4 separate regions of the Mus musculus genome follow, and all the other regions are linked to region 3. A link is a loop called in an ENCODE intact Hi-C map of the cell type or tissue named here. Cell type or tissue: left cerebral cortex. All regions are shown on one strand. Region 1 holds the start of A330102I10Rik (RIKEN cDNA A330102I10 gene). Region 2 has its middle 52 kb from the start of Mboat1. Region 3 holds the start of Sox4 (SRY (sex determining region Y)-box 4). Region 4 has its middle 180 kb from the start of A330102I10Rik.

What was found. Peaks named below come from ENCODE experiments on the same cell type or tissue, not always from the same donor. Only the 100,000 strongest peaks of a DNase experiment are listed, where the experiment ranks them.
Region 1: a loop joins it to region 3, with 10 times the contacts of the local background. A loop is called at or near these places in 6 of 42 quality-filtered maps.
Region 2: it touches region 3 in a loop (3.0-fold over the local background); 3 of 42 quality-filtered maps call a loop at or near these places.
Region 4: it touches region 3 in a loop (5-fold over the local background); 5 of 42 quality-filtered maps call a loop at or near these places.

What each region holds. Positions count from the first base shown.
Region 1 is chr13:29,011,260-29,019,259 of GRCm38, forward strand. A330102I10Rik (RIKEN cDNA A330102I10 gene) reads left to right here and starts at 4,996. Exons shown (of 5, transcript NR_045074.1): 1 at 4,996-5,132; 2 at 5,451-5,620. In left cerebral cortex, no CTCF peak of the experiment used is centred here; DNase peaks (open chromatin) are centred at 2,171, 3,059, 3,334, 3,815 and 6 more places; H3K4me3 peaks cover 3,933 bases; H3K27ac peaks cover 2,646 bases.
Region 2 is chr13:30,080,590-30,088,589 of GRCm38, forward strand. No RefSeq gene overlaps it. Among named protein-coding and RNA genes, the nearest start is that of Mboat1, 52 kb to the right of the region's middle. In left cerebral cortex, CTCF peaks have their summits at 4,594 (motif pointing left) and 4,801; DNase peaks (open chromatin) are centred at 3,950 and 4,606; H3K4me3 peaks cover 711 bases; H3K27ac peaks cover 303 bases.
Region 3 is chr13:28,953,080-28,961,079 of GRCm38, forward strand. Sox4 (SRY (sex determining region Y)-box 4) reads right to left here and starts at 620. Exons shown (of 1, transcript NM_009238.3): 1 at 1-620. It overlaps Gm46405 (a long non-coding RNA gene), which reads right to left and starts at 7,594. Exons shown (of 2, transcript XR_001780882.2): 1 at 5,818-7,594. It overlaps Gm52067 (a long non-coding RNA gene), which reads left to right and starts at 7,174. Exons shown (of 2, transcript XR_003950714.1): 1 at 7,174-7,249. In left cerebral cortex, CTCF peaks have their summits at 4,887 (motif pointing right) and 6,634; DNase peaks (open chromatin) are centred at 679, 4,900, 5,449, 5,791 and 1 more place; H3K4me3 peaks cover 3,621 bases; H3K27ac peaks cover 3,122 bases.
Region 4 is chr13:29,191,858-29,199,857 of GRCm38, forward strand. It overlaps a transcript of Cdkal1 not described here. Among named protein-coding and RNA genes, the nearest start is that of A330102I10Rik, 180 kb to the left of the region's middle. In left cerebral cortex, no CTCF peak of the experiment used is centred here; DNase peaks (open chromatin) are centred at 4,033 and 5,281.

The sequences.
Region 1 (8,000 bases), 58 kb after region 3:
GAGGGGGAAGTGAATATGAACTCCCATCCCTAACCTATCAGCAATTGACAAACACTCACATACAGACAAATTAATTTCCTTCAAAGGATTCTCACTGGGGATGTGTCTTAGGTAGGATTTTCATTGCCATGAAGAGACTCTATGACCAAGGCAACTCTTATAAGGACAACATTTAATTGGGCTGACTTACAGTTTCAGAGGTTCAGTCCATAATCATCAAGGCAGGAAGCATAGCTGCATCCAGGCAGGCTTGGTGCTGAGGAGCCAAGAGTTCTATATCTTGTTCCAATGGCAAATAGAGGATGGTCTTATTGGCAGCTAGGAGGAGGGTCTCAAAGCTCACCCCTCAGTGACACACTTCCTCCAGCAAGGCCACACCTCCTCCAACAAGGCTGCACGTAATAGTGCCACTTCCAGGGCCAAGCCTATTCAAACCACCACATTATACAAACCACATTTAAGGGAATTAGGCTCCACCATAGGAGGTCAACACAAAATACACAACACACTCAATGATATTTTCAGAGACCTTTCTTTCTCTCTCTCTCCTCTCTCTCTCTCTCTCTCTCTCTCTCTCTCTCTCTCTCTCTCTCTCTTTCTTATTTATTTATCTATCTCCTCTTGCTTTCTTTGGGCATTACTGGTCTTCTGCTGATTATAGTATGGTTTCTGATTTTGTGGTGTTGGTGTGTGTGTGTGTGTGTGTGTGTGTGTGTGTAAGTAGCATGTGGCTGAGTATGTTTGGACTTTTTTGTGCTTTATTTTGTTTCCTTTTATTTTTTAGTTTGTTTTCTGAGACACAGTGAGAGAACGCAAGGAGTTGGGTGAGTAGGGAGGATATGGGGAGAGATGAGGCAGGAGATCTATGATCAGAAATATTGAATGAAATTTTTATTTTCAAAACAAATTCTGAGAAAAAAACTAAACAACGGAAATAAGGTGGAGACACTGGACACCCACCTCCAGTTTACACACACACACACACACACACACACACACACACACACACACACTTGTGTACATAAATATAAAACCTGAGAAGCTGAAACAATGAGGAACCATCAAACTGAGGGAAGGTTTGTAACCACACCAATGTTTCAGTTCTGTCCTGGACAACGGCCTAAGGGAAAAACAAATCACAACGTGGAGTAGGAGGTCTTCAAGGGAGGTAAGAGCCATGAGGGTGGCACTGCCACAAGGACCCACACTGACCACCACCCTTCCTGACTTCTGCTTTAGCTCCAGTCTTCCCTATGACCACCAGCAGGTCAGGACCCTGGGCACACAGGATAAAGCAGGAGAATCGACCTCCCTAATAACCTTGAGCCCCCCAGTTATGATTCCACCATCAAGGACCCACCTCAAGAGAAACTGAATTTCCTTTTCGAAAAATTCAAGTAACTACTGAGGAGTCAGCCAACAGTCATGGATGGGAACCATGTAGGGCTTGCTCCCTACCAGCAGGTTATCTTCTAGCAATTTGCCTATTTGTTTTTGTTTCACTGTCTCAGATAGCCCAGGTCATCCTTCAGGTTCCTTATGTAACTGTGGATGACCTTCACCTTCTGATTTTCCCACCTCTTCTTCCTGAATGTCGGGAATACAGGTATAGACCATTAGAACTGGTTTTATGGGATCCTAGGGATCAAACCCAGGGTTTAGTTCAAGTAAGGCAATCCCTCTACCAACTGAGCTAGCAAGGCACATCTAAGAGACCATTCAACTATATTACTATGAGCTGAAAAGGGCAACTGAGTCCAGATTTTGTTCTCCCTAGGTAACACTTCTCAGCGCTTCTCCATAAACCACAAAAGTGGGATCCAGATGCCATCTAATACTATAATTAAATGGAGGGCGTTTCTTCATCTAGTCTTGACTCCTCTGCCTGCTGTCCGGAAACATTTTCTTTTGAGTGAGATTCATGTCTCAAGAAGCAAACAGAAAACTAAAATTCATAAGTGGGAAACAGAGAAAAGATCACCAAAACCCCAGGGCATGCACGCACACGTCCTTAGCACAATCACCTGTAGGCGTGTCCTAAAATGGGTCTATACCATTCCGCTCAGCATCCCAGAGCCTGACCTGGGCGGAGCTGCTCGTGGGTTGCTCCAGTAGAGCAAACAGCCCATTCGGAGTGCTGTTAAATGATGAGAACAGGAAGTTCTCTTTAGAGGCTATGCCCTTAGAGGACGGTGCCATGCGAATTCTCCCATCGCTATTCTTTTTTAGCTCAGATTTATAATTGACTTTCTGTTAAACATTGCAGCAAGTTAAATTAATGCAGTAGGATTACAGTCGTTAAACAAATGCCTGATAATGACTGCTTGCTTATTTTAGCAGTTCCTCAAACCGCTGGGGCAGTACCTGTATGAAGCTTTTGGCTCCATTGTCACATTAATTGAGACGCACATGGAGTTTCACAACAGAAGCAAACGTGATGCTTCGTAACGATGACCATTATTTAGGGCTTCTGCCAGACTAATTTACCTTCGAGTTTTCTCCGTTGCCCTTAACCAATGTATTAGGTACAATTTACGAGTTCATGATAGCATCCCTGTAGCTTAAGACAATTTCTACCTGATTTAAGGACAGAAGAAGGGGGGAGGGGGAGAGGATAGAAGGGGTAGGGGAGAAAGAAGAGAGTTTTTAAAACGAAAACACCAGCAAGAATTTTTCCACACACACTGCAAGGAACCCAAGTGATATGGACAGTGATGGTTTTAACCCATTTCTTCATGGAACAGTCAAGTCACTTTCGGGAATGGCCTGTCAGCTTAAAAAAAAAAAAAAAGCAAGATGGAAATAATTCGTTCAGTCTTGAGTTAACACTGCATTGGCACAAACACATGGAAGAAATGATCGCCAGCTGGACAGATGTAGCCCGCAGTCCTGCAGCCCCCTGCAGGACCCCGTTGATGTCCAGGGTCATGTGCCTAGTACCACCTTAGAAACTGTCCCGATCCTGTTCAGGACATTGAATGATAACACCCTGCAAGTCAGCTGACTGCTGTGTCATACTGCATTCCTGCAGATGCCAGCTCCTGCTCCTGCAGATTGCCAGTCGAGATGCGGCAAAGCAGAGGCAAACAGCTAGGCACAAAGCAATAGAGTTGTAAACTTTGTTTTTTTTTGTTTTTTGTTTTTTTTTCCTGCTGCCGCCTATACTGCCTCTCTCCCATAGGAAGAACACTACCTCTGGGTAGCCAGGAGCTGAGATGCAGTCTGAATGTTCACGGTGGCTTCTGACGTGGCAGCGTGAATTCTCAGCTGGGCAGGTACTGCTTGGAGCTTGCTGAGCAAACTGGCAGTGGTGGAGTTCAACTGCTTGCCCACCTTGTATGGGAGTAGGCTTGGAGGTGGGGAGGCGGGTTCTTGTGCCATGCTATGGTACCTTCAGGAGATGATCTTGGCATGATTTGTCCTGACTCAGACCTGGGCAACTCATCACATTGGCACTGTGGGACTCTCCAGCTCCCATTGCAGGCTGGTCATGGGACTGGCGTAACCCCCCCCCCCCCCGCCCGCACTCCTCAGTTAGATCATGCTTTAAAGGAGAAACCAGATTTATTGGCCTAACTCAATCTTAGTCCTCTCTGGATGCAGGACAGCTGTCGGCTAGCAGGGACACAAACAGCCATCAAGTGGAGAGTCGTTGGGACTTTGGTCTGTGTGCAGGTGGAGCCTGGAAGACTGACAGTCTAATTTCGGTCATCTAATGACTTCTTATTTTCCTAACTAATTGTGCTTGCTAAGCACACAATGGTCTGGATTAGTCTTGGAGCCTTCATCAAGTTGGGCTGCAAATCAGGATGCCAGCAAGCCTGCAATAGCCTTGGCTCCCTCCTGTGTGATGCTATGCTAATTCCCAGGATGGGTCACTCTGACAACAAAAAAGAACGCTTGACTTCTCTTGTGATGCTAGAAGAACATAATTCTTTTTTGCAGCGATTCTCTCTCTCTCTCTCTCTCTCTCTCTCTCTCTCTGTGTGTGTGTGTGTGTGTGTGTAAAATTCATCAAACCAAAGAGCCTAAGAGAGATCATTGTGGATGTGGCTTTTAATGATTTGCGGGAGAAAAAGAAAAAGAAAAAGAAAAATGACAGCCTGTGGAGACGCCGATTGGAGAAAGCAGCACACTGTGGTTATTGCCAATTTGAAATACTGGGTTTGTGAAGCCAAGCCCTAAGGGAGTAGCCGGGTAACTGAGAAAGAGATCGTAGATAAAGAAATAAAAATGACAAGCGTAATGGAGGCTGTGCGAAGGGACTGTCAGAGCATCCGTTCATGGATGGCAATCTTGCCAGGCAGAGATTGAATAATTCATAGATGGAAACTACCCTGCCTTCACCTTCCCATTTAAACCGGGCATGAGCTGAATCTCTAATAAATTTTCAAGATAAAGTAAAATGCCAATTTGAATCTGAAGAGCTTTTAAAAGCAGATGTCGCATCCCCCCGAATCGTTCAGTATCTTTCACAATTACACTCTGAGGACTGCACTTCATCAGGAAGCACCGTCACCGGGGAAAATGACTGTGATTACAATAGCAACAATAGAATGCCATCGAATGATCTCTAATTTACCTAATTTGCTAAGACTGACTGGCTTAAATACCCATTGTGTGTTGCTGGTGCCCTGTCCGTGGATCTCTCTCAAGACAGAACAAAAGTGGTGTACTGTGTGTGCTCCCTTGGTTCACACAGTCTGGCAGAGATCGGTCTTCTAAGTTACAATGTCTCTTTCGTCGGCTTTTCATCTTTGTATTTTTTTATATTTTTACTTTTTTCCTAATGCTTTGTCCTAAATGCCTTTTGAGGGAAAATGGCAAGCAGTGACTTGTTAATTTATACACTTCTTAAATTTTAAAATATACAGGCCTGGGTCTATTTGAGGAGAGGGCAGATTTGGTGCTGGGAGAAGGATTTAACAAGCCAGCCGGGATGGGGTGTGTGTGCGTACGCATGTCGTGCTCGTGCATGAGTGCGTGCAAGTGTGTGTGTGTGTGTGCGCGCGCGCGCGCGCGCGTGCGCGAGTGCACATGCACGTGTTGTGTTGTGTTTCCTCCATAAGAAATTCTTTTCCTGGATTTGTGATCCCTGTGGAACATTAAGAACCTCTCCGATTGAATCTCAGGTAGTAAAGCCGGCAGCCACTCCACGTAGCTCTTTCAGAAAGGCTGTGTGCCTGATTCCTTGATGCATCAAGGCTTTTAGGCTACTTGGCTGTGTTTGTGTCTGCTCAGCGCACAGAAGTCTGTGCTAAAGAGAACTTTCTGTCTGGCAGAGTGCCCTGCTCATTCGTCTTGGGGTGACTATGCCATTCTGAGGAGGTGGCACGGGGCTATCCATCCTCCCTGGGGAACAGAGCGGAATCATTTAGCAGACACTGGGGTTTCTGGAATTGTCCTTATAGCATGGAGACAGCATGCCAATCAGTATTTGAATATTTCAGGGAGGAACCGGAGGTATGAATGACAACTGTTTGAGAAGAAGGTCCCAAATCCCTCTCTTAAAACCTTGGGATTGTGCTTGAGACTCAGCCCCGATGTGTTCCGTGGTGAGTCACTCACCTGGTTTACCCACACTGTATGCTCCCCCTACCTGCCCCTACCTTGTCATAAGGTAAGTTGTGTTGCTAGTTATTTATATAATAAGCATGAGTGATCCTTATTGTGTGATGTTAGTGGGAATGCGCTGTTGATGTTGCCTTTTCTTCCCATTGTGTTCACACCATGCTGGGGCAGACTTAGAACTTTGTGTTAAAATATGGCATATTGAAGCATGACTTAAATATTGTAGGTTTTTTCCCCCTCTCTATTTTTTCTTTCTGAGTGCATCCAAGGCTTTAATAGTGTTTAAGGAAAGGGGGAAACAGCTTTATGTAGTGAACACTTTGCTTAAAAGCAGTAAGCAGTGTGCTGGCTAGTACTTCTGTTACCACAATGCTGCTTTAGGTAGCCTGTTCCGGAAAGAGGCTCTATTGTGAGTATGTGAAAGTCCACACTACGCCCATGCCAGCATCTCCTTCCCTTTTTTGTAATTAAAACGTAATTAAAAAGTTTTGCTTATCAGCAAGGGATTTAACTTCTGACACCTTAAAGCTATTGAAGAACTGGGGTGTGAACAGGATAGTCATGGAGTGAACCGATTGGATTTTCTGTTCAGCATTTAACAGGTATGAGTACCTTCAAATTATCCAAGAATAATTGGAAACCAGGCTAGTCATTTGGGGAGACCCATAACAAACCGATCTTCGTTATTGGGTAAGAATAGCAAGTCGGGAGCTTATTTTTTAATAAGAGGATTTAGACATCAGAATCTTGGAAAATGAGGGTGGGTTTGGTTTTTTTAGGCTGTAGGTACAAGAATATTAGTGTTTCATGTATAATATCTGTAAGGTTTCCTACAGTATGCTGCTGCTTGCTAATAATGGCACTTTCTCTTGCTTTGCCTCTAGGAACATGGGACTGCAGAGTCCCTTAAAGATTTTAGATACCATTGCTTCTTTATAGCCAAATTCTTCTTTACAAACTTATCATAGTGATTATGCATAAGTGAGCATTTTTTACACATAAATTCTGTATGTAATTTTTAATCCAGTAGTGACATCTTGTCACTCTCACAGATACGTCTCACACTGCTCTAGATGCAGTGGCTGAGTGAGAGATAATGGGCGACTTTATAACTGCTCACAACCGCAAACAAGGAGGTGCTGGAAATACGTGTCAGCAGGGTTCATTTAAGTCAAACCTAAGAAATGGCTCCACTGTATATTTCCAGTTTTGTTTGAGGTTTGTTGTTGTTGTTGTTGCTGTGGTTGTTTTTTTATGAGCAAAAAAACAGGTGCCAATAATGCCTTGCCTCCATACTTGTAAGGTACCAGCACTCCAGAGACTCAACATCAGTTAGGAAGAGTGACTGAAAGTTTAAAGAAATCCCCCAGCAACCCACCCATAGAAGTTACAGAAATGGAAATGGCTTGCACTCTAAGAATGTGTAAATTTGGTCCCTTATTAATTGGTTGTGTTGGACATCTTTTTGTGAATGCAGGCTACATTCTATTTCATTATTAAAGTCCAGCTTGGAGCAGAAACCCAAATTGAAGTGACCTGAAATTTCTCCTAGAGAATACATTAATCTGCACAGAGCCATCTGTGAGCTACTTTTAGCGAAGTTATGTGGATGCATTTCACAGATCATCAGACTGGATATTCTGTCATCAAGCCTCGTGGCTCTAATTGAATTATCTTACAAGAACAACAGCACAGTATATTTCCATGATTTTTAAGTGAGTAGTAGTGAAAAATGTCTTTATCAGGTACCTATATTTGTGCAGCCTTAGTCTGGGAGGGAGAAAAAGGCAGGCACAAATAAGAAGCAGATAAGAACAACACTTCCATTCTTTGGTGAGCTGTTTTTGACGGTGGTAAGGTCAAAAGAAGTTGGTATCTTAGATAAATTATTTTTAGGCATTTGTGTCTATAATGTGTTGGTATGTACTCGTGAGTGTGGGTCAAAGAGTGTGCCAGATTCCCTGGAGTTACAGACAGTTGTGTGATATGCACTTTGTGCTGGCAACCATACTTGGGTCCTCTGCAAGAGAAATATACGTTCTTATCTGCTGACTGAACTATCCCTCCAGGCCTGAGGTTGGTATCTTGTGTCTATAGAGTGAGTTTTTTTTTTTTAAATAACTTGTTTTCTATAGTAAAACTTTTTTCCTTTATTGCATTATGATAAATCTCAAACACGAAGAACACAAAAGTAGGAATAACCATGCACATATCAGAGTCTATAAATACACTTTGTAGCTTTTACTCTGCCATCTATGTTCTTCGGCGCCCCTCCACCCGTCAGCCTCTTCATTTTCAGATGCAGTTCAAAGCAAGTTGCAGACATCACTACACTCCATTCCTGAGGCTGTGCCTGCTGAGATGTTTAGCTAGATTCAAAGTTTACGGTTTTCAGTGCTCTCCTTTAAGCACATTTGGAGCAGGACAGA
Region 2 (8,000 bases), 1.1 Mb after region 3:
AGTGCTTGCCTAGCAGGCAGGAAGCCTGGAGTGGAGACAGGTGAGGCAAAAGAAAGAAAGAAAGAAAAAGAATAAAAGGAAAGAACATGACTGCTTCAGGGCGTGTGGAGGAAAGGTTTATGTAGGTAGAGGGGAGAGCATAGCCAGAGACATCTGCGAAACGCCAGAGCGGACATCACCCTGAGCCATGTGAGGAGAAGGGGGGAGGGGAGAGAGGAGAATCAGACAGAGACGCTAATAAGGCCAAGGTACAAAAGGGGCGGGTAACCAAAATGGCTGAATTGTGTAGGGACGAGCTGCTGGGGAAAGGGCAGCCAGCCCCTGGGCTGGAGAAGTTTAGGGCAGAGCTCAGTGTAAGCAAACCAGGAGGAACTTAACTAGTAGGGGCTGAGAGATGCTGAGAGAAGCAGGCAGCCAGGTTCGCTTTGATATGTTAAGTAGGCATTTCAGCCTTTTGTCCCAGGGTTTGAGACTTAACAGTAGAAGCATCAATGTTCTGAGGGCTGTAAAGTTTCTTTCGTAGAAAAATGGCACCCATCCCAAGGGAGCGGATCCTCCTACAACATGGCTTCCGAGATGCCACTTCCTGTTCAAGAAACAGTGCTGTCTTTCGGTCAGCACCAGCCCTCCAGTGTTCAAGGCTCCCTGTTATTTGGTTCTTTTTAAATGATCTTGCCAGCCTGCAACCTCACTAGTACAGAATGCCGTATAGGCCTTAACAGTCCAGCCCGTGAACGATTCCCCTCTCTGAATCCTCACAGTGCCCCAGGGCCTTTGCTCATGATGGTTCCTTGTAAGTCATGCACCCTATCTCATTCACGTCCCCAAATCCCAACTACAGTTCTAATACAAACATGGGACCAAATTTTATATGCCTTGGTCATGGTCTAAAATTGTCTTTATTACAACGGCAGGCTAAATCGTGTCCCTTGCCATGATCCCCAGACCCATACACCCTAGCCACCACTTTCCTGGTTGAGCTATCTCAGCAGTCTATTTACTGATTTATTTAGAGAGTGGGGTGTGTATGTGTGTGTGTGTGTGTGTTATAGAAAACTATAGGGTAAAAGAAAAGGTTGACAGAAGATGGGGTGAGGAGACAGGCTAAATAAAGGGAATCATGACAGAATTCATTAGCCCTTATTAGAATTTCTAGTCCATGGAGGTTCTTACCCCCTCCTCCTCCTCCTCCTCCTCCTCCTCCTCCCCCCCCCTTTTCTTCTTCTTCTTCTCCCTCTTCTCCTTCTCCTCTCCTTCCTTCTCTTCCTCTTTTGAGATACTCTAGTGGTTCTCAACTTTCCTTATGCTGTGACCGTTTAATAAAGTCCCTCATGCTGTGGTGACCCCCAACCACAAATTCTACTACATAATTGTAGTTTTGCTACTGTTGTGAATCATAATGTAAATATCTGTGTTTTCCAATGTTCTTGAAAAGATCATTGGACCCTCAAAGGGGTCACAACCCACAAGTTGAGAACGACTGAGACAGGCTCTAATAGAGCCAAAGCTGGTCTCAGACTTACTGTGTAGCTGGGCTCATTTTGAACTCCTAATCACTCTACCCACCTCTTGAGTGTCAAGATTACAGATGTGACCCACTGCACCTGACTTCTGTATTGTGTTTGTATAGGTATCTTATACACATGCTAGAATCAGGGCATAGGTTTAAACTCATAGATTATACACGAATGTGGATTCTCTTCTGTGGAGTATTTTAAAAATGAGCAAGCCATAGAATTTGAAAAATATTTATAGCAGACATATATTTGATAAATTACTTGTATCTATATATTATTTGAATATATATTCAGATGTAATAAAACAAAGTAATCCATTTAAAAGTAGCAAGAGATTGGAACAAATATTCACCAAAGAAGATGCTCAGGGGTTGGGGTTGTAGCTTACTACATAGATCAGGTTGGCCATGAACTTGGAGATCTGCCTGTGCCTGTTTCCTGAGTGCTGGGATTGAAGACAAGTGCCACCATGCCATGATGGGGTTATAGTTCAATGGCTTGTCTAGCATTTGAGAAGCCCTGGCTTTGTTCCTTGCAGCACAGTATTGCTGGACAGATGAAAATGAAAACCATGATGCAAACTTTTTAGAATCGTGAAAAACTAATAAAGTCATCAAATAAAGTGACATTGTCACGTGCCAGTGGAGCCAAGGCTAGAGCTGGTGGGGTTGCTGGTGGTAAGGGTCTCACTCTGTCTGGAAAACAGTGTGTGGTATTTTCTTCAAATGCTCAGCATACCACATGATCCAATAACTGCACTTCTTCGTGTTTAGCCAAGGAAAATGGAAGCATATGTTCATACAAAAACCTGGACATGAAGGATTATAGCAGCTTTATTCATAATTGCCCCAAATTGGAAACAGCCCAAATTCCAAATGTCATCTGGCTGTTGAAAGGATAAACTCTGCAATCTATCCATGCATCTTAGCATGCCACTTGGCAAAAGGAACGAACTACTCATATGCACAACAAGGACAAACTTCTCATCCTCATTTGTATTATGCTAAGTGAAAAAAGCCAGACTTCTGCACCAGATTATTCCCTCTAGAGAAAAAAGAGAATGCTCCAGGGACAGAAAGCAAATCAGTGGTTCCTGGGGGTCCAAGGAGGTCCCATGGCTGCCAAGGGACATGGAAACACGTTTAGTCACATACTGTTCTATGTCCTGATCAGGACAGTAGTCACATATATATATCACAAACACACACACATATATATGTATGTATATATATATATATATATATATATATATACATACATACATATATTCAGAGATGTGCATACAGCAAAGAGCAAACTCATTGCACATAAATTATATTGTATAGTTTATAAAATATCAACAAGGGCCTTCAGATGGGAGAAACTGACATTACAAGTTTCACTATTTTCCTTCAAACGTGGTTTCCCATCAATTCAACAGGGATTAAGTGTATATGTGTATCATTAATTGTGTTAAGCATTTTGGAAATCATTAAAAGAAGTTTAAGACAATCTTGAGTTGTCTATGGACATGAGTAATGATTCTACATCTTCCAAAGGTTTTGTGTTTTTTAGATTATATAGCTGGGGCGTATGAAGAAGGAGATGAAGAGACTGGCCTCTGAGCAATGATGCTGACAACAGAGATGGAGGGTTGTAGGATCTGGATCCTGCCTGGCAGATTAAGCACACACTGTAGGACAAATTGTGGTTGACTGAAGACAAGAGCTCCTCAGGTTGCGCAGAATTTTCAGACATTTGTTACTCAGAAAGCTGGGCAGTTCACAGTTTTAGTCTTGGGCCCAGGCCTTAATCTGTGTCTATGTCATGACAGTGGGGACGGTGGAGGGAAGTGGGTAAATCTATAAATCTTAAAACACTAGAAAGGGTTGGGGTGTTCTTTCCAACAGAGCTGTGTGGTACACCCACGCCCCCAACTTCTGTATGTAAGCCATTCCTTCTAAATGAGGTCTACCCAAGTACCCTAAAAAAACAAACCAAAAAAACCCGAAACCCATTATCAGTCCTCGCAAGCCTAACCATTATCAGTCCCCGCAAGCCTCCATATCCTGCTCTACGTTCTTTCCCATAGTGCTTATCTTCTTGCTTCAAAGCATTCTTGACTGCCTGGAATGCCTGCTGTTTACTGTCACCTCCTCGCTAGAATGCAAGCCCACCATGTTAGGAACCATTGGTTATTTTGTGCATGGACAGATAGTAGGTGCTCAGCAGATATTTGAAAACTCACTAATAATGGCTCTGATTAGCATTCACAGAGCAGATCCCGGACCCTGACACACCAAGCAACGTCAAATAGTTACCGTCCCTTGATGAAGTAAGACAATTCTTGTTTGCCATTTCAGAAAGAAGGAAACAGGACCACAGACAGGTTAGGAGGAACCAAGGTTGCCTATAAAACTAGTAAAAAAGTGGTACCATGGTCCAGACACGAAAATACTTCTCAACTCAGAAATATGGATCCCAGAAAGCAAGAATGAGCAAGCTACTGGGGACTGGCTGGCACTTGGAAGCCAGATGGTTTTGGATCGGCAGGTCTAAATCCTTAGCTAACTGTGTCAGAGGAAGCCATTTTAAGGAGTACATTCTCCATGAAAAACCTGGCAAGACACAGAAAAACATAGAGGCGAGGAAAGGGCTTTTATAGAGTAATACAAGTGAGAATTATACTCAAGTTTTTCATTTCTCAGTAATTAGATTCCGTTTAAATTCACATCTTTAAAAAAGGTGAATGCAGGCTGAATTTCCCTTATCCCATATTTTGGGTAAAATGTACCTAAAATAAAATCTACCTAATGTTAGCAAATTACTAACATCTCTTCATGTAAGTAATTAATTTGGTTTCTGTTTTGCCCTGCAGATGGGACAATTTATTATTACTGCTAATAAATCTCTAGGAATTAATTGTTGAGATGGGATTAACAACCCCAAAATGGTTGGAAGAAAATCTTAATTTGGATCATGTTTTCCTAACTCTGTCAGCAGCTTCTGATTATAAAAATAGTCTCAACCCCCTTAGGCGGGACTTACTCTTCCGGTGTCTGCGGAGGGCAGGGTGACCTTTCACTCGCTTTTGATGACCGCCCTCTTGTGGTGGATCGTGAGGATGCACGCCTAGCTCCAAGGTTCTTTGTGAGAGAGCCCAGCCCCGCGTGGTCTAGAATATTCTGGGATCTCCCTGGTGAAGATTTCCTTGCTCCCCTCTTCTTCTCGGGGAGTCTGTAATGTTCTGTAAACACAAGGACAAATATATTGCTGTTGTTTCTATATTGTATTTTTGACTGTTTATTTTTGTGGCAACTGCTGTTACTGTGGCCAATTTTAGTCGTAATTATTTTCCTCTTCCTGCTTTACAGAGGGTTGTAAGAAAATGTGAATAGAAGAAAATCAAGAAGGCTAAAGGGATTTCTTCTCATCCACGCTTTTAACTTCACTCCACCAAATGGCTGCGATAGTTTTTGTTTGTTTTGTTTGTTTGTTTGTTTGTTTTTCTTTCCTTAAAAATACAAGGTAAAACCAAACAGAAACCTGGAGGTGGAGAGTGGTAGCACAGGCTGGTGTCTAATCTCAGCACTTGGAGGATCTCAAGTTCGGGCCTAACCAGGGCTACATAATAAACAAATGGACAAAATGCCAAAGGATGATAGATACATAGTTACGCCTGAGAAATAACAGGCTTGAGATTGTAAATTCTCTCACTTAGCAGTTGCTTTAAGTTTTAAGGTTCTAAACCTTAGGAGAGGTCGAACATCAGATATCCTGTATGTCAGCTATTTACATTATGATTCACAACAGTAGCATAGTTACAGTTATGGAGTAGCAACAAAAATAATTTTATGTTTGGGAATCACCACACCATGAGGAACTGTGTTAAAGGGTCACAGAATCAGGAAGGTTGAGAAGCGCTGCCTTGATGTTAAAGAGAAAGTATAAAGCTGACAGAGGAACGGCATTTGTATCAACTCTTCTACAGGGTCTCTCATGCACAGACACTGTGTATAATGTCTCTTGGAAATGTAAACCTATGGTCCTAGCTACAGCTGAGCTTATTTAATGGGTGTCACTTAAATTTTACTTAAGCAAGGGACAATGTCTCTATATACACACACACATATATATATAATATATATGCATGTATATACATATATAATATAAACACATACAATATATACATATATAATATATACTATATAATGTTTTTATTATTGAAAAGTTCATACATGTATATAACATTCAATCAATAACATCCACCTCCCTTCCTCCACCTGGACCCCCCAGACCCACTCCTACCTAATTTCGTATCCCCTCTTTTCTAGCCCACTGATTACTATTTGTGCTGCCCATATGTGAGCGGGTGTGAGACCATCCACTGAAGCACTGTTGTCGTACTATAGATCACACTTGTCTTTGTTAGGGTTTCTGTTGCTGCGATGTTGTTGCCATGGCCAAAAAGCAAGCTGGGGAAGAAAGGGTTTCCTTAGCTTGTACATCTACATTGCTGGTCACCACTGGAGGATGTCAGTGCAGGAACTCAAGCAGGATAGGAACCTGGAGGCAGGAGCTGATGCAGAAACCATAGAGGGGTGCTGCTTATTACTGGCTTGCTTCCCAGGGCTTGTTCAGCCTGCTTTCTTACAGAACTCAGGACCACCAATCTAGGGATGGCAACACCCATAATGGGCTGGGCCCTCTCCCATTGATCACTAGTCGAGAAAATGCTTTACAGTTTGATCTCATGGAGGCATTTCCTCAAGGGAGACTCCTTCCTCTCTAAAGACTCTAGATTGTGTCAAGTGACCTAAAAACCACCCAGTACAACACCTCTAAAAATAATTCTCTCCTTTCTAAGCAGCTATCAACTGTCAAACAGTCTTCAGCTACGTGTGAGGTCTTGGAAGCCCCTTCATTCTTCATGATAGGGTACTGAATGGCTCAATCTTAGCATCCACAGATGCTGTGATTTCATGAGCGCAGGGGGCATCCTGGCACCTCCAGAAGATACTGTTTCACCTTGCCCCAGTCCCCAGGCTGGCACTTCACTGTTTCTCTTCCCTCTTCTGCCATGCTACCTACAGCCTTATGGCAAGGGATGTGTACAGCTGACCATTTATGGCTGTGCACGGAAAGTCTATCTTGGGTATACTTTATGACATACTGAAAGAGTCTTGGATCTCTAGGATCTGAACAGAACTGGAGTCTGAACTCTCATACTTAGCTGTTGTGATCATTCGAATAAAAATGGCCCCCATAGGCTCATAGATCTGAATGGTGGTCACTAGAATTAGGAGGTGTGGCCTTATCGTAGGAAGTACTACATCAAAAGACCATGCCAAGCCCAGAGTCTCTCTCTCTCTCTTGGCCAGCAGATCAGGCTATAGCTCTCAGTTACCTCCCCAGCACCTTTCTGCCTGTGTGGGGCCATGCTTCCCACCATGATAATGGACTAAACCTCTGAAACTGTAAGCCAGCCCTCCACTAAATGCTTTCTTTTTTAAGAGCTGCCTTGGTCCCCGTGTCTCTTCATGGCAGTAGAACATGACTAAGACAGTGGTCTGACTCTGGGCACCTCGCTTCACCTCTCATTGCAAACAGATGTCATTCTTCATTTGTTCGAATCTGGTAACTCAGAGGAGGTAATCAAAGAACATGGTCCACAGTCTCTCCTTTAAAACCTCAAATGAAAAGTCCCCCAGCTCTGCTTCATCACCCACTCAGTGTCCACTCATCATAATGTGCCTAGGAAGATGAAGCGCTCAGAAACACCAAGCAGATGAGATAGAACACATTGAAATTTGTTTGTTCTGTGTACCATCCCACTATCAACGGGTCTGTGTGGCTGGCAGCTATCTGAGTAAGAGCACATAGATGTAGAATTGTGATGTTGTCCAGGTTAGTTAAAGTCCTTACAAACACCATTATTTATCAGTGTCTAGTAATGTTTGCCTGAGAGTCTGTTTTGTTTGCTAAGGTCTTAGGAGCCTCTGCTGCCCCTGACTAATATTAGTGGCCTGATTCAGGTTTGTAATTCTCCATTTGCAATTCAGGAAACCAAAGTTCCGAAAACAAAAGGTGGTTTTTTTGCAATTCTCCTGGCAGCAAACCCCATCTGTGCCCACAAGGGACTATTTGTAATGTATTATTTTACTTAGTGTGAATTCTTACGTTCTTTTTGTAGTGGTCCTACTCTGTTTGATCACGGTGTGCTGTCTTCAGTCCCAGTGCAGCTCTACAGGTGCCCTGTGATAACTTTTAAATGGATCAATCTGCCTTAAACACATTTGGGCCCAGGGTTTGAGCTAAGAGTTTATGGCTCTCTTTGTGCATACTGTCTGTATTTTTATTTATTACATAGATGGAGGTTATACTTCACACGGTTTGCTCTTAATGTAATATAATACAATAATATTTATTCATGCATTTGTCACTTGTTTTGAGGAAGGGTTCCCCATGTCCAGACTGACCTCCAACTCTCAACCTGCCCACCTC
Region 3 (8,000 bases):
CCTGCGGGCTCCCCGGGGCGGAGACCAGGGTCCCCTGAGCGGCGCGCGGGCCAGGGGCGGCCGCCTCCCGCCGCCAACCTAGAGTCCCCGAGGCCCTCCGTCCTCCCTCACCGCTGAAGTGCTCCCTGCGGGCACCGAGGCTGGAGTCGGCCGCGGCGAGGAGTTTCTCCAAACGTTGGTAGCCGGAGTATCTTCCAAACGCAAGTTTCTCGCCGCCTCCGGGGCAAGTCTTTCCCCCACCCCTTTCCCTGAAGCAGTCGATTGCAGTTCACGAGAGCTCGCGGTAGCTCAGGAAAGCGACATCGTCTCTAGCGCCTAAGTCCCTTTCCTGCAGTGCAAAGCCAAAGCGACTCTGGCTCCGGGACTCTCTGTGGGCGGAATCGGCGCTGAGGAGTTGGTGCAATTATTTTGTTGCAAGGTAGGAAGCCAAGAAGCTTGCATGCAACAGACCGGCATGAATAAATGTATGTTTCTCCCTCCCTCCTGCAAGAAGGGGAGCTGGTTACCGGCAGAGTTCCCCCACTGCAGACTCTCTAAGAAACAGCGTGCAAGAACTGGAAACCGGGAGGGAGACGGCCCTCTTCCCCTCACTCTGTTTCTCTGGCTGCAGCTTAGAGCAGACCCCAATTCCGCCTCGCGCTTCTTTATCCTTTCTCAGACAGCCAATCAGCCGCTGTAACTAACGCTTCCTCGTGCCAAGCCCCTCCCCCGTCCTTCCCATTGGCTTGGAACCCGATGCAATAATAATCTCCGCGTGCAATGAGAAGCTCCAAATCTGACCTCATTCCAATTTACAGAGCAAACTTTTTAAAAGGGCTAGAAGTACAGCTGAGATTTCTGCTGCCTCTTTCCCCCCCACCTCCGCCTTTTGCTGGGTGCGCGCGCGTTTGCCTCTGTGTGTGTGTGTGTGTGTGTGCGCGCGCGCGCGCGCGCACGCACGCGCATGTGTGAAGAGGATGTTAATGCATGAAGTTATTAAGGGGAGAGACGGAAATGTATTCTAGCCATTATGTTAGATAACAAGGGGCTTGGAGGGGGGGTAAGGGTGAAATACTGTAAATGGAAGCTTTCTGCTTAAAAGCCGAGTGATTATTTTTATTAGTTCTTTTCAGCCCAGGAATAAAGAATCAGCCTTTGGTGCAAAATCTCTTTTCTTAGCCCCTTCTTAGAGCTAGAGATGTAAGTGGGGGGAGCCACAATAATAAATCAATGGATATTGAAAACCATTAAGAAAGTGGTACCTAGACACCTGTCATCACAATTATTTTAACAACTCTGGGTACAGAACAAACGTTGGTGTATTGTGTAAATCCCTTCAGGATGCTATCTGTGCTGTTTGTGAAAGGCAGGGTTTTTTTTTTTTTTTTCTTTCTCCCCTTTTCAGTAATTACTTACTCTTTTTGCCAAACAGAGGTTAACTAGTTATTTAATGATTTCACTTCCCCTATAAATCCTGGGTAGGCCAAACAAGATTTTCTGTGGAACGCTAAGGCAGTGGCCCATAATTACCTCAATAAGAGACTTTGTGTGATTTCTGTATAGGGCGATCATGGTGAATACAGGATGGGATTGACTTCACTTTCTAAATGTTTGTTTTCCACAATATCCAAAGGATAGATGGGTTCGCTATGTGCTCTCCTTCCCCCTCTCTTTCTTACCCATTGTCTCCCGTGTGTCTGTGCTACTTGAAGCAATTGGGCCTAAAAGACCAAGAAGAGAAAGGGGTGGCACAGGGGAGTGGGCTGCTGGACCTATCTCAAGTCCCTCTCCTGATCTTTCTTTCTGGGTCTCATTGTCCTCCTCTTCTGTGCTTTGGGAACCTTGTGAGCTTTATAGAGGGCTTGTGTTAGTGCCCGGTGAGTGTGTGATTATAAACCACGGATGTGTGTCCTGAGCCCTCTGGATTCTAACACACATTCCGAGTTCTCCCTAATGCAAATGCCACTTCTAGTAAGAGCAGCACGATGTTCGAGAGACTAAGGTGGGAGGTGGTCACCGGTGGTGAAACGTAATCGAAAGCCCCTTTGGTGGTCCCCGTTTGTTATCTCAGTACTTGGGAGGTGCCTTCAGGAAGATCAGGAGTTCAAGATCATCCGCTGATGCTTAAGAATTCCAGGACAAGCTGGGCGGTGGTGGCGCACGCCTGTAGTCCCAGCACTTGGGAGGCAGAGGCAGGCGGATTTCTGAGTTCGAGGCCAGCCTGGTCTACAAAGTGAGTTCCAGGACAGCCAGGGCTACACAGAGAAACCCTGTCTCGAAAAACCAAGGGAAAAAAAAAAAAAAAAAGAATTCCAGGACAGCTCCAGCTACCCAAGTCCTTGTCTCAAAGAGCGAACACATGCAGATAATACTTAGAATATAGAACAACTTAGTTACACAAACCACCCTTTTCCCAAGATCTGAGCATTGGGACTCTAGTGAAAACTCACCTTTAATACGATGATAAACTGATTTCCCTCAGGCTAGTAACAGAGGAGGCCAACTTAGAGCCAGCTCTTGATTGAGAGCACAGTAGTGCTGGGTGGTATATTTCCATTTACCTTGTCACACATTCAGAGTATTTAGGCTGGAAGGAGGCCGAGGGTGTCAAGAATTAGACATTTACTGGAAAGAGTACCCTATGGAGACAGCTGACTGGGTCTCTAAGATCAACTGCAGGCAAGAATGTTTTGTGGGTAAAAAGCAAGTAATTTTTTTTTTTTTTGACTATTTGCTACCCATCACAGCCCTTTTTTAATTCCCAGAGGAGGAAATCCTAAAATAGTATGCACTCCTTCAAGAAAAAAACCTCCACCAAGAAAAGTGTTTTGCAAGGCATATGTGTTTTTTTTTTTGTTTTTTTTTGTTTTTTTTTCTGATACCCACAGATGTACCTTCTTAAGATGCCATCAAAATGGCATCTGGGTTATCCTAAAAGGTCTATTGTCTACAAAATCAGTATTTTTATTATGACAAAAATAAGGAGATGTATTCCTTGTACAATCTGTATTCAACAATGTTGGATAATTTGGCAAAGATGAGTGTTGGTGTAATTGGTGGTATTTCCAGTGGTGTAAATCACCCCTCATAGTTACACTCATGCTTAATGCACATATTTAATTTAAAGAGCATATCAAAAAAGTAATTCCTGCCCTGATTTTTCTTGTTAGATGCATGTCAGAAAACCCAACAGACTTTTAAGGTGTACTGTAATAGTATATGCCATCAAAGGACAAAAGGCCTTTAAGGAAAAGGGGATAAACCATTTTAAGTTAATTTTTGTATGCGAGTCCACTGCTTGGCACTGTGCATAGATGGAGGTCAGAGGACATCTTGTGCGGCCAGTGCTCTCTTTCCACTATCCAGGTACTGGGGATTGAACTCACATTGCCAGGTTTGGCCTAGAGAGGCCTGTACCGGCTGAGCCAACTCACGAGCTGCTAAAGGTCCTCCTTGTCCCCCTGACTATGAGATGCACCCCCTGTGTCTATGTTTCTCTTAGACCTGGTAAAATATGTGTTGGTAGCATCCGTTGACCTAGTTACACCATTGTACAATGTAATCCTGTAGAGTATATACCTGACAGTTTGGAGTTATTGAAGTGTGACTGTTTTTGTTCTTAGAGCATGGAAACATGTGACAAAAGATGTGACAAATAGCTTTTGATTAAAGTACATATACACCAGAATGCACTGGACTTAATACCAAATCATGATATTAAGATTTCTGGGTCTCATTACCTAATGCCCTAAGCTTTGTAATCAGTTCTCCATCAGAGACCTCCCCGTTCCCCCCAGATACTAGCTATTTGGTGGCCCCTAGTAAGTCAGTGCTCAGTGCTCTTTCCCTCCGCTCCCCTTGTAGTTCTATGAACAGAGAGCCAGGATTGTTTTGCAAACAAGTCCTGCCTTAGAATCATCAACTAATGGTCTTTATTGGAAATGATATTAGATCTTTCACGTCTTGAATTAAGGCAGATATTTATTTTATTCCATTAAATGCAATCCATTCGACATGAGAGGGTAATAACTGCTAATGTGCTTCTCCTGCCCCTACACACCTGCACAACATAAAACCTCACATCTACAGAATGGTATGGATGGGGTATGGATGAAGGTTTACCTCGACTTCTTAATGTGTCCCGATAGCATAGAGGGAGGAAAACCTGCATGGAAATTAGTTTCACGAGTCTGGCTTGGCACTATTTTCCAAGAATCGTGCTTTGCTTTGGCTGTAGAAACTGAGTGTGTGAGCCCCTCTGGCTTTGAACATTCAGTTCAAATAAACAGAGGTGGAGGACGCCTTCTTGTTAATTTCGTTGACTGGAAGTGCTCTGGGAAACTGAATGCCATCAGCCCTGTTTTCAGGTCAACCCTTCACTGGGGCTGATTTTGCTCCCCACCCCCCAACCCCTTGCACTACTCCATTCTTGGTGCTGAGGAAGTTGTATTGAAACTGGACTAGGAAAGGGGGGCTGTATTGAAACAGTATTTTTTAGGTTTTGGTTGTGAGCCTTAGCCTTTATCAAGGGCTGAGTTATCTCTCCAGACCAGTGTGTTGAATTCTTATTCGAAAAATATTAAGCAGGATAAATGAAAGCTGTCGTTCATATTCACTGTTAGACTACACAGAGATAAGAAACATATATTTCTAATAATTTCACCACTTTCTCACCCCTCATAACCAGCAGGCTCAAGTCAGCTCTTTATACCCATGCCGTTCAACGCCAACGCATTTCCCTCTTACTCTTGAGAACAAGCAGAAAACAAGTGTGTCTGCACGGGCCACATAGATAGGAAGCATTAACTGGAGCTTCTGCCCTTTCCCCAGATAGAGGCCTGGCACACCCTTCAAGATCTGTGGAACTGGTGCGTGCAGACAGCTCCTCCCAGTCCGGGAGAGGCAGCCGCCAGGTGGCAGCGCTGAGCCTGCCTGAGCATGCAGCGACGTGGGAAAACGTGGGGGAAGATCCAACCGTCCCTTCCTGGTCTCCTGAACCAGTGAACCCCCAACACTTCTCCGGGTTTCAAGGACCGGTGGGTGTGCTGGTGAATTCTGGGCATCCCCCCATTCCCCGTAAGACAAAGTTTAGGGTAACCGATTGCTGCTCCCTGTTTGCTCGTCCGACCTCTCCAGCCCACCTCCCACCCCCCACCCCCTCAACCCCCATGGCTGGGGAAGCCGAGACGCCCCTTTCGGATCTGGTAACCTCACTCGGGAGGTCACGGGTCATCTCCCTCGGGCGGGTAGGAGCGAGAATGCGGTTTCTCCGCCAGCTGCGCGCTCTGCTTCGGCGGCGGCAGAAACACACGGTGCATGACCACAGGAGTCCCAAAGGCCAACCCTGCTCCTGAAAAGAAATGGTTTCCGTAGCCCGGCACGCCCGCCCCGTGGAGCTCAGCAACAGGGGTCCTGCCCAAGCTCGCCTAGGACTCCCGGTGCACCGGCCTCGCCTTGCCTCTCTGTGACTCTTACTGGGAGGAGCTAAATTGCAATCGACTCCGGTGGTGCTTTTCGGAGGAAAGTCTTTCCTACTGTAAACGTGGCTCGGGCGACGCTCGCAGCGGCGTTTCACCACTGCCTTCTGAGGAGGTTTACGGTCAGGAATGGGCTGGTGACGCCCCCCGCCCCCCCCACCTATTCCAGTTCCCGGGCCTCCTTGCAAGTGGCAGCTGGAGCAGCCACTCCAGGAGGGGGGATCTCGCCCAGTCCCTCCCCCTACGCACCCCTCCCCCGATTCCAGCCTGGACCTAGCCGCTGGGGCCCAGTTCCGCCACTGACCGGAACCGACAGCCATTTGGTTCCCTGGGTGCACTCGGGTGCCCAGCAGCCCCTTACCCTCTGTGAGCCTCTCCTGGACTAAATAGCGTGCCATCTGCATCGGTCTGGGACTCACGCTTCAGCTCTCACTGTGACTGCGGGAGGGGCAGTGCACGCACAGCGGCCAGGGCTTCTTCCCAGGGGCAGAACGAAGGAACCAGATAGTTCCCCACCTCCAGGCTCTAGCCTGATCAGGAAGATTGAGGTGTTTGTGTGTCCACAGAGGACCTCGAAGGCGCCCCAAAGCCCTTGCCGAGGGCGACGGGGGGAGGGTGGATAAAGGAAAGGCTGAGCGCACTTTCCTCCTTGCAGCCCCCACCCCGCAAACGGTACTCGGAATCGGAATAGAGCATCCTCTTCCCAGCCCAGCACCCCCAAACCATCTCTCAGTGGATTCCTTGTCCTCGAGACCACAGACACGTAAAAGCAATTACAGTTTGGAGTCCCAGGAGGCAAGCAAATGATTACGATTATGGAAAAAAAAAAAGCCGCCTAGAGTTCCCCAAATATTAGGGAACGAGGAGAGCCACCTTGAAGGCTAAGAGACGGGCGGGGACCAAGGGCATCCCGCTGGAGAGTGGTCCATGTAAGCCACGAAGTGTCAGAAAAGAGAATAGGGAGGGGAGCAAGTGCGAAGGCGTGTGTGCTGCTGCAGAGGGGCGAGCAGGCGATTGGGGTGGCTGCCAAGTGATGGGAGTCAGAGGAGGGGAGGAACGTGCTCGCCACGAGCAGCTGGCCCGGTGGCGGGTTCTGCCTGGCACTAGGGTTCCTTTTTTCCCAGCCTTTCACCTTCGGCTAACCGCGCGTGCGGACAGCACCGAGACACACATTGCGCTGGGGGCGCTCGCGGGCATAGGATGGGTGGGGTGCGGCAAGGACCAAAGAGCCCTGTGCCTCACACAGCGCAGGGCGCGCTGCACACCTGGCACCGGAGACTCACCATCTGTTCAGAGCTGCCTCCTGGGCCCAGGGGTGTGGCCAGGAAAGATAAGAGTACCCGTGGCAGCGACGACTCCACACCAACTGCCACTTCAACTGCCAATCAACGTAGTGAGTGCCCTACTGTGTGTCCCCCGCTCAGCTTAAGAGCCTTCGGTTGCAGTTCTCAGGAACTGCAAGCTACCAGAAAACCTTGTATATGCTGTAAAATAAATTCATACTGAACTGCCAGCAAAGCAGCTTTTGTAAAGAGGCAAATTTGAAGGCAAGAGGAGGGAGGTGTCTGGCCGAGTAACTGGAGACTAGTAGCTTATGATTTTTTTTTTTAAAAGAAGTCCTTGAAGCACAAGACTCTGTGGGCTGTTTGTCCCACACAGCCCAAGTGAAAAATAATTTCAAATGGTTTACACACCTAAATCTCAGCACTTGGTTGAGGCAAGAGCTTGTGGAAACACAAGTTGAAGGACAGCCTGGACTTACAGAAGCAGACTGCTTTAAGTTAGTTCCATAAGTAAGTTGATTTGGCTTGTCGGGACAAATAAATGAAGGCTCATCCTTACAACACTCAAATTTAACTCAATTTCACAAACATCATCTGAAATATCACTGTGTTGTACAAATGTCGAGTCACTTGTTTTTTTAAAGACAAGTTTGAATGCAACCCAGGCTGGCTTTGAACTATCTGAGCAGTTAGAATGACTTAGAACTCTGGATTCTTTTACCTCCTGCTTCTAAGAGCTGGCATTAAAGACTTGCTTGTGCCACCATGCATTGTGTAATGTAACCTTAAATGAAAGAAAATTTGTGTGTGACATTACCTACTATATATGTATTTTAAAAATCGACATCATTCCCAATGTACCATGTGTTAAAATCTATATAGTGTATAATACAAACCATACAATTTAAATATGCACGGTGCTAGGCTTGATGGCTCATGCATATAGTCCTAGCATCTGGGAGGTTGAAGTATGGCAAGCACTGAGTTGGAGGCCAGCCTGGGCTATATAATGAGTTCAAGGCCAGCCTAAGTTATCTAGCTTAGATCCTATCTCGAAACAAAAAGTCCAGCCAACCAACCACACAGACCATCAAGGCAACTGGGCCATCAGTTGAGTGGGTAAAATCATTTGCTACAACAAGGTTAATGACTTGAGTTTACTCCCCAGGACCTACATAAGAGAGCTAGATGTAGGTACCTGTCATCTCAGCACTCGAAAGTTAGACAGGAGGCAGGGACAGGCAACTCCTGAAAGGCTGTG
Region 4 (8,000 bases), 240 kb after region 3:
CAGGAAAAAGCACATTTTGTTCCTTGCCAGTTGCAACTGCCTTTGCCTTTCACTTTCCTGGGAGGAATTGTTCATCTGCTTCAATTGTTCAGCTCTGCCACTGCAGCCCATCCTTAGGCATAGATGATGTGTAAATAAACGAGCATGGCTGTGTTCTAATAAAACTTTATTTATAAAACAAAGCCATGGACCAGCTTTACTGAAAAGGCTGTAGTAAGCTGGCTCTTTGTATCTATGGCATATACATATATAAATTAATATTTTAATAGCCCATTACTTTGCTTATTATTACTAATTATTATAGTGTGTATGATGTGTGATTGGAGAATAGACACACATGTGTGGATGGCAGAGGACAGCTCTAAAGAGTCAGTGTCCTTTAGGTCCCAGGGGTCAAGCTCAAGTCATCAGGATTGTGTGGCAAGAGTTTATGTGCTGTGCCCTCTCACTGGCCCCTGTCATTATCTTAGAGCTGTTGGCATTGGCATTTATTTCTCACTGCATGACAGACAGATCGGACCAGTGTAGTGTAGAGTCATTCTATATGTAGATAATGGAGACTCATTGATATCTTCCTGATAGGATCAATCAGAAAGTGAGTGGAGACACAGACACAGCCTCTTAGATCCAATGTTTGCTGTTGTGTCAGTGTTTTCCAGAACACGTCTCTCTCCGTGTAGCTGGCAAGAAAAAAGACATTCTGGAGTCACATGTGTTTGAGAAACTCCACATGACCCGAGCTTAAGAAGGCCTTCTGTGTTTGTTATGAATCCCCAAGTAGGGATTAAAGTCTGATAAGTTTTCCAAACATTTTGGATGCCAGATCATTTTAAGGTTCTCATCAAAGAAGCTCTTAGAACCCATGCTTCTCACATTGGCTTCTGGAAAAACCTTCACTGAGCAAAACCACAAACTACAGAGAGGTCATTCAGGGAAGAAATACCAACCTGAAGCCCTGGATTAGACAGAGCACAGGTTCTGATCAGGCCTTGACCCAGTGAAGTGACAACTGACAGGACCTGTCACATCCTAGGCCCGAGTTCAGTCAAAGTCTCCGCACATAACTGCCTCTGCTGTTTTTCCTTCTAAGAGGAATTGCTAATCTGATTGGTGACCGTCCAAATGGAAGGTTGGCCTTTTTCTCTAATAACTTCTTCAGTGGAGGACATAGGCTCTGGCTGAGATGCAACACACAGTTTGGTTGAAGTTCATATTTCATGAAGAAACACTTCTTTTTATGATGTCAAGTGCAGGCTGTTTTATTTGAGTCAATCAAAGAACTTCTATCCCTGGAGAAACATTTTGGTAATGTTTTGAAGGCATTATGACTGGGAACCCAGAGATACCTGTGCCATAACTATGAACATTTCACCTCCCTACAGGATTTCGCAGTGAGGATGACCAGGAAATAGTACCATCATGCTCTTACCAATTAAAATCCACATTACTGGTGACACAAGTGTTATCAAACTCGAACAATGGCTTCTTTGACAAAACCAGATAGGAGTCCGCACACAGTTGAGGCCCACAGACTAAGTGAGGCCTTCACTTCACCCTTATCACCAAACCCATGGGTACAGCCCACAAACTCACGTCATGTGAGGATCTAGAGCCTAATACCATGGCTGACCCCCAAGGGATTCTGATTCAACTACTGAAGAAGTGTTGAACTTCTGTAGTTCCGTATCGTAAGTATAAAGACCTTCCTCCAGACCCACCACTGAGACCTGTGTAATGGTTCTGGACCAGGACAGAGGTGTGTTAATGGGGGTCGTGATGGAGAACTGTTTGGGTAGGAAGGAAGATTGCAAGTGAAGAGGAAAGGTGTCCCATCAGGCAGCTGGGGTAAATGGAGAAGTCAGTTGTGTAAGTTTCCATTGTGTTGCTATGACAAAGTGCCTGACAAAAGTGACATGAGTAAGGAAGGTTTACTCTGTCTCAACAGTGTAAGGTCACACTCAGTCACGGAGGAGAAGGCATGGTGGCAGGATCTTGTGGTAGCCGGTGGCACTGTGTCCACAATCAAGAAACAGAGAGAGAGAGATGGATGTTGCTGGTTCTCATTTCTCCCTTTTGTTTGGTCAGAGGCCCCATGGATAGTGCCATTCACACTCAGGGTGGGGCGTCCCTACTGTGTTAAAGTTTCCTGGAAAAAACTCTCACTGACACATCCAGAGGTGTGTTTCCATGGTGATACTAAATCCAGCTGAGTTGACAATGAAGAGTCACTAGCATGTCATAGGGGCCACTCACTTTCACTGGGAACTTGTGTTTCACAGAGGAAAATCGCAACCACACTCAGCTCTACCCCCTTATGATGCTGGAGATGGTGGAAACACGCATGATGACGGAGCTACTGAAACAGCATCCCAGACTGTGTTCTAACGTGTTCCCGCCTTGAACCCCGCTGCAACATTGAAATGTTATCTCGGTTTCATTCCCCTTCTGGCTCCTTTGAGCATCTACAAGCTCAGGGCAGGGATCTGGGTTCCCAACTCACACAATTACATCGAGGGCTTTTTCTGTTTCTCTTTTTCCTTCCTTCCTTCCTTCCTTCCTTCCTTCCTTCCTTCCTTCCTTCCTTCCTTCCTTCCTTCCTTCCTCTCTCTCTCTCTCTCTCTCTCTCTCTCTCTCTCTCTTTCTTTCTTTCCTTTTTTTTAAGCAACTAAGTCAAAAGGCATAGCAGACTTTGAAGGGATGGAATGACCCAAAAACACCCCTCCCTGGAGTTGAACAAGCCTAGTCTAATTAACATTGCTACAGGGAGGCACTTAATTTTCCTAACAAACACATACCTCGCAAGACACTAAGCAGTAAACAAGTTCTAATAAGTGATCAACAGGCAGGGTTTCCAGCAGTTGCTTTTGGACGGTCAGGGTCTTGGGCTGTATTTTTTTCCATTATTAAAGCAGGCGGGGAAGGGGTGTTGGTGCAGGGAGAAGCTGGAAATTACTGCCAGAGCAGATCAGTTCCACTAAAAATGCCCCAAACAGCACTCTCTTCCCCTGCCCTGGAAATTATGTGGCTCGCTCCACCCTTCTAAATTACACTGTCCTGATAGGCTTTATTTTCCAACTAAATATACAGAATGGAGATATTACCTGATAATGTGACCTGAGCTGCTTTTGGCCAGTCTCATGTTTTTTTCCAATAACAGCACAAGAGTCTGGATGATGGGGCCTTTAGAATCAACAGCCAGCATGGCTTTGTCCTGTGTGAAAAGCGCGTTGCCAGCTTCTTGTACCTCAGAACAGAGATGAGCCCCAGGGGCTGTGGCTATAGCCTGGATGTGATTTTGCACAAATCACAGCCAAAGAAGGGGCGTGTACATATATCACATTTGAATTTTGTCCAATGTGTCTCTCTCTCCCTTTGTGCCTTCATAAATAATCCAGAGCCTGCAACAGAGGAAAAGGAGGTGGTGAAATCACTTCCCAAGCTTAAAGTAATCATACCTGGGTGTGGAAACGGCAGCCAATGGCTTTGAACGCTGGTTATGATTTGGGACTGGGTGGACTTGCTGAAAAACCCACCTAGAGAAGAACCCTAACTGGTCCTTCCTGCCGAGATGAAAACATCCAATTCTGAAAGGAAGTCTCAAGAAAGGCAATCATTTGTCCCCAGCTGGTACAATCGTTTAATAAAATGCCTGCTGGGTTTCTAGAAGTAATATTTTGCTCTCTTCAGCAACAGTAAAAATTACCCAGACATGGAGGTGATGGTGGGGGTAACTCTGTATGTAATACCATACAGAACGTTCTCAACTTGAAGTGTAAGATGCACAGAGATAGTTATTTGTTCTATGAAGATGTGAGGGAAAAGTTTCAGAGACACATAGTAAACGGGAGAAGAAAAACAAAAACAAAAACAAACCAAAAAAAAAAAAAAAAACTGAATCCCAGCAGAAGGGCTAAGCCATTTTGCTATTGTAATAATTATTCTTCTAATGTTTTAATCAAAGGCAGCAGCCTGTCTCTCCCCTCATCTATATTCAAGCCACCACACTTTGTAGGTGTTAATCTCCACGCCTCCAGGCTGTTAGGAGGGAGAGGAAATTGGCAGTCCCTGAACTACAGAAGCCTGGAGGAGAACAGTACCTAGCATTGCCCTTAATTATCTCGATTATGCTAATACATGTTGTTTGTCTACAGCTAGGAGAGGACAGGAACAGGGAGGCAATCAGAAGCGTTGCTTTTTAGGAAGATTTGGCCAATGCAGGTTTAATAATTTAAAAAAAAATGTAAAGATGGATTTCGTATTTAGTAGAATGAAAGAACAAACTAAGACTCTGTCATGATAATCCCAGCTAGCATGTGCTTTCTTAATCGCTTGCCCAACATTAGTGAGCAAACAGATATGTCCAGTATATGCGAAAACATACGCATATTAGACACAATGGGCGGTACAGGCGGGGGCAAAGTATTTACTTTCCAGGAGCTCAATAAGTACATGAAAATTAAACTAGATAAGATGAAAAATTGGTGTCACATTTATTCAAATTCAATTGAAACACATTTTGAGCTATCTATCCATGCAAAAGATAATGATGCTATTTAGCATTCGCAGCCCCAACTCAAATCATTTTCAGAACAGAATGCAAATATGTACGAGTCTTTATTTGTTTTCTGTTATTGTTGTTATTGTTTTCATTTCAATATCAAAGTAATTAAACTCCTTACAAACAAACAATTCCCCCCCCTCAAAAAAAAAAAAAAAACAAAAAACAAAAAACAAAATCCCTAAGGGTGTATTTGAGCTCTTGGTTTGAGGGGTATCGTGCCCATCTCCACTGCAGGAGTAAGAGGCAGCTTCCTTTCTCGGCTTGAATCAGTGCAGGACTCTTTGTTATCCATATTCAGGGTAGGTCTTCCTTCTTCCCTTAAACTTTTCTACAAACATCCTAGAAGACCCGCCCAGAAGGGGCTCTCCTTGGTGCTTCAGTGAAGCTTGCAAAGATGAATAATCATCAGCGGCTGGGCCGCTCTTCTAATTCCTTTTCAAACAACCCAGGTCTGATCCAGCCGAGGCTACCCAGCTAGACACAAGCCAGTCGCTATTGAGGCCTCAATAGTCACACACATGCAGGGTGTGTCACTGTATCTGGGACAGAAGAGAGGGAGGAGAGCCTGTACTATTCCTTTTTTTTCCAGCCTCTTCGGCGGTTGCTAGGCCCTGTGGCAACTATCCGGAAGGCAAGCTTTTCTCTGACTATGGCCTGAGCTGTCTGAGCTACACATAGCCCAGTCATGCTGGGATAGGAAGCAAGCAGGAATTTGTGGGGATGCCCAGGCTTTGGACAATCTTCTGTCTGCTGAGTTAATGCCAGCCAGGCTGCTTAAGTTCAACAGCCTGTTCCACGTGCCTCTGTGCTGTGGCTTATGGGAGAGTGAGGGAAAACAGGAAGAAGGGGGCCTGCCTGTGTAGATATGGGCAGACTACCATTCTTCCCGAGGCACCAGGAGAACTGGAGCCTTCTTCCTGAAGGCTAAAGGACCTCTTGGAAGGGTCCTTCACCTCCAAAGATTGAGCAATGCAGGAAGAGGTAACTGTAATCAAAGGCCTGGGTTTCTACCTTGATTCTTCCACTAGCCAGCCAGGTGATGTAAGCCAATCTCTACTCACTAAGTGGCTGGCTGAACTAGGCAGGGCTTTTCACCAGCTACAGGGGTTAGTAGGTCCCTAGGCTAAGTTTCTTACCTGTAAGATGGCGCTAGCACAACACTCTCTTTCATTTGGGTTATTTTATGAAGATTAAGCAAACAAACAAACAAACCCAAAAGCACACCAAAAATATGTAAAACATGTTATGAGCAGTCAATGTTGTATCTTTTTTGTTTTGTTTTGTTTTTTATTTTTTCTCTCTTTTTCTGCTTCTCAATGCTGTCTAGTTTTCTGGAAGAGAAAAATACAGCGTCCTCAAACATTTTTTTTTCCAATCCACAGTAAACCCAAGATGCTCTAGTGGAGAGTGGTCTATGTCCTTCATCATATATTGGAACTTAACTCCACAGGGGGGAAAACGAATTATCTCTTTGAAAAAAAATTTTTTTAATTCTGATTAAAACTGAAACCAGATCATCATATGATCAGCCCTCCAAATCCACAGGCTCCACACTTTCATGAAGTCAACTAAAGGCAGATTGAAATATTTGAAAACAAAGCAAAACAAAACCAACTGAACAACTGCACCTCTGTGGACCAAGTATGGGCTTTTTCTTGCCGTTCCCTAAATAATACAACAGGAGAGCTGCCTGTCCCACATCTGTATTGCATTCTGAGTAACCTATGGATGATTTCAAGTGTGTTCGAGGGTCTGTGCCGTTTATGTACAAATACCACGCCCTTCACAAAGAGGGATCGTGAGCACCTGCAGAGTTTGCTGTCTCGTGGTCTGGGGCGGGAGTTTGGAAACAGTTCTTCAACAACAACCAAGGACTACCTAAAAGGACCCACCGATTTGCCCAATTCCTTATTTGCACAGAGGCTGGGATAGCGGGAGGGACGCTGTGCTCTGAGGCTGGTGTAGAGGAGTAAGAGCTGAAGGATATGGGGTGGGAGTCCCCCTTGTTGGTATTCTGTCTGAACTCCACCCCCACAGTTCCTGGCAACAGCCAGGTATGCTCCTCCCCAGTTACCTAGCAATGATCAGATAGGTCTGGCCCACTATACAAGGGGCTGCTTGCCCCCTCTTTCCTCTCTTGTCCCTCTTGTTCTCTTACTCTCTTACTCCTGCTTCTCACTTGCCCCCTTCTCCCCCCCCTCTCTCCGCATCCCGCCCCCCATCTCCCCGCGGTCATGGCTGGCCTCTACTTCTCTATTCTCTCCCTCTCTCTGCCTTTCTTTCTACCTTTACTACTCTCTTAACTACCCTCGTCATGCCCTGAATAAACTCTAGTTGGTCTCTCAGGGGCAAGGGATGCCTCGGCACGGACCCGCTGAGGGACCTCCTTCCCCAATACCTTCCTCCACACACCTCAGAACCTATGTTAATATTTCTTTATTTTTTTTTATGATCACAATACCTCTTCTCACAGGGGAGTGTGTGTGTGTGTGGGGGGGGGGGGGGAGGAACAGAAGTCTCTCTTCTCAGCTCTCCTTTTCTTCTGACGCTACTGGGGCAGAGCCCAGGGTAGCTGATCTCCTCACAACAGTATTGTAACTGTTGCACAATGGCCAAATATGAGTTTAGAAGTCCCCTGAGACGGGAATCCTGTCACCATAGGTTTTTCTTTCTTTCTCTTGTTTGTTTGGAAATAGGCCTGCCTAGCTTTAACCTTAAAATCTTCCTGCCTCAGCCTCCTGAATGCTGGGATTACAGATTCGAGTTAGTATACTAGATCTATTCTGGACCTATTTGTCTGATATCATGTACTTGTTCATTTTTGCAGCACTGGGAACCAAACCCAAAGCCTTATGCCTCCTGGACAGGCATGCTACTGAGATGTGAGCTAGTTCTTCTGTAGACTGTATGGGATGTGCTGGGGGAGTGGGGGAGAGGCAAGGATGGGGCGCGGGGCCCCATACTAACAACTGTAAATTGCCTGTATACATTGCAGTGAGACGGAGGCTGAGTTAAAGAGAAGGTTTGGGGTTAAAATGGCAGAGTCTGAAGCAGTGTGGAGTATGGCGAGGAGGGTATTCGGTAACCTAGCTAGCTAGACAGATAAGAAAAAAGGAAGGGCTCTGGGCCAGTGACAGCAATCCAGCTGGCTCCTCTGAAAGCCCTTGAGGAATGTATGCAAGGCACCCTTGTCCTGCTTTTAATGCAGCTAATTGTGACAGAAGGCACCATAAGTAAGGATGGCTTCTAACCAGATCTGAGAGGCTGCCTCACAGACAGGGGTCTAAATATGAGCTAACCAAGAAAAGACTGCAGCCACATCTTGGAAACAAAGACAGCCTAATATAACCAACAGCATTCGGGACATCTACAAGGTCAGAGGCAGTGCTGCCGGCCAAGGGCCAAGAGACTGACAACTAGCAGACAGTCAAGGTCAAAG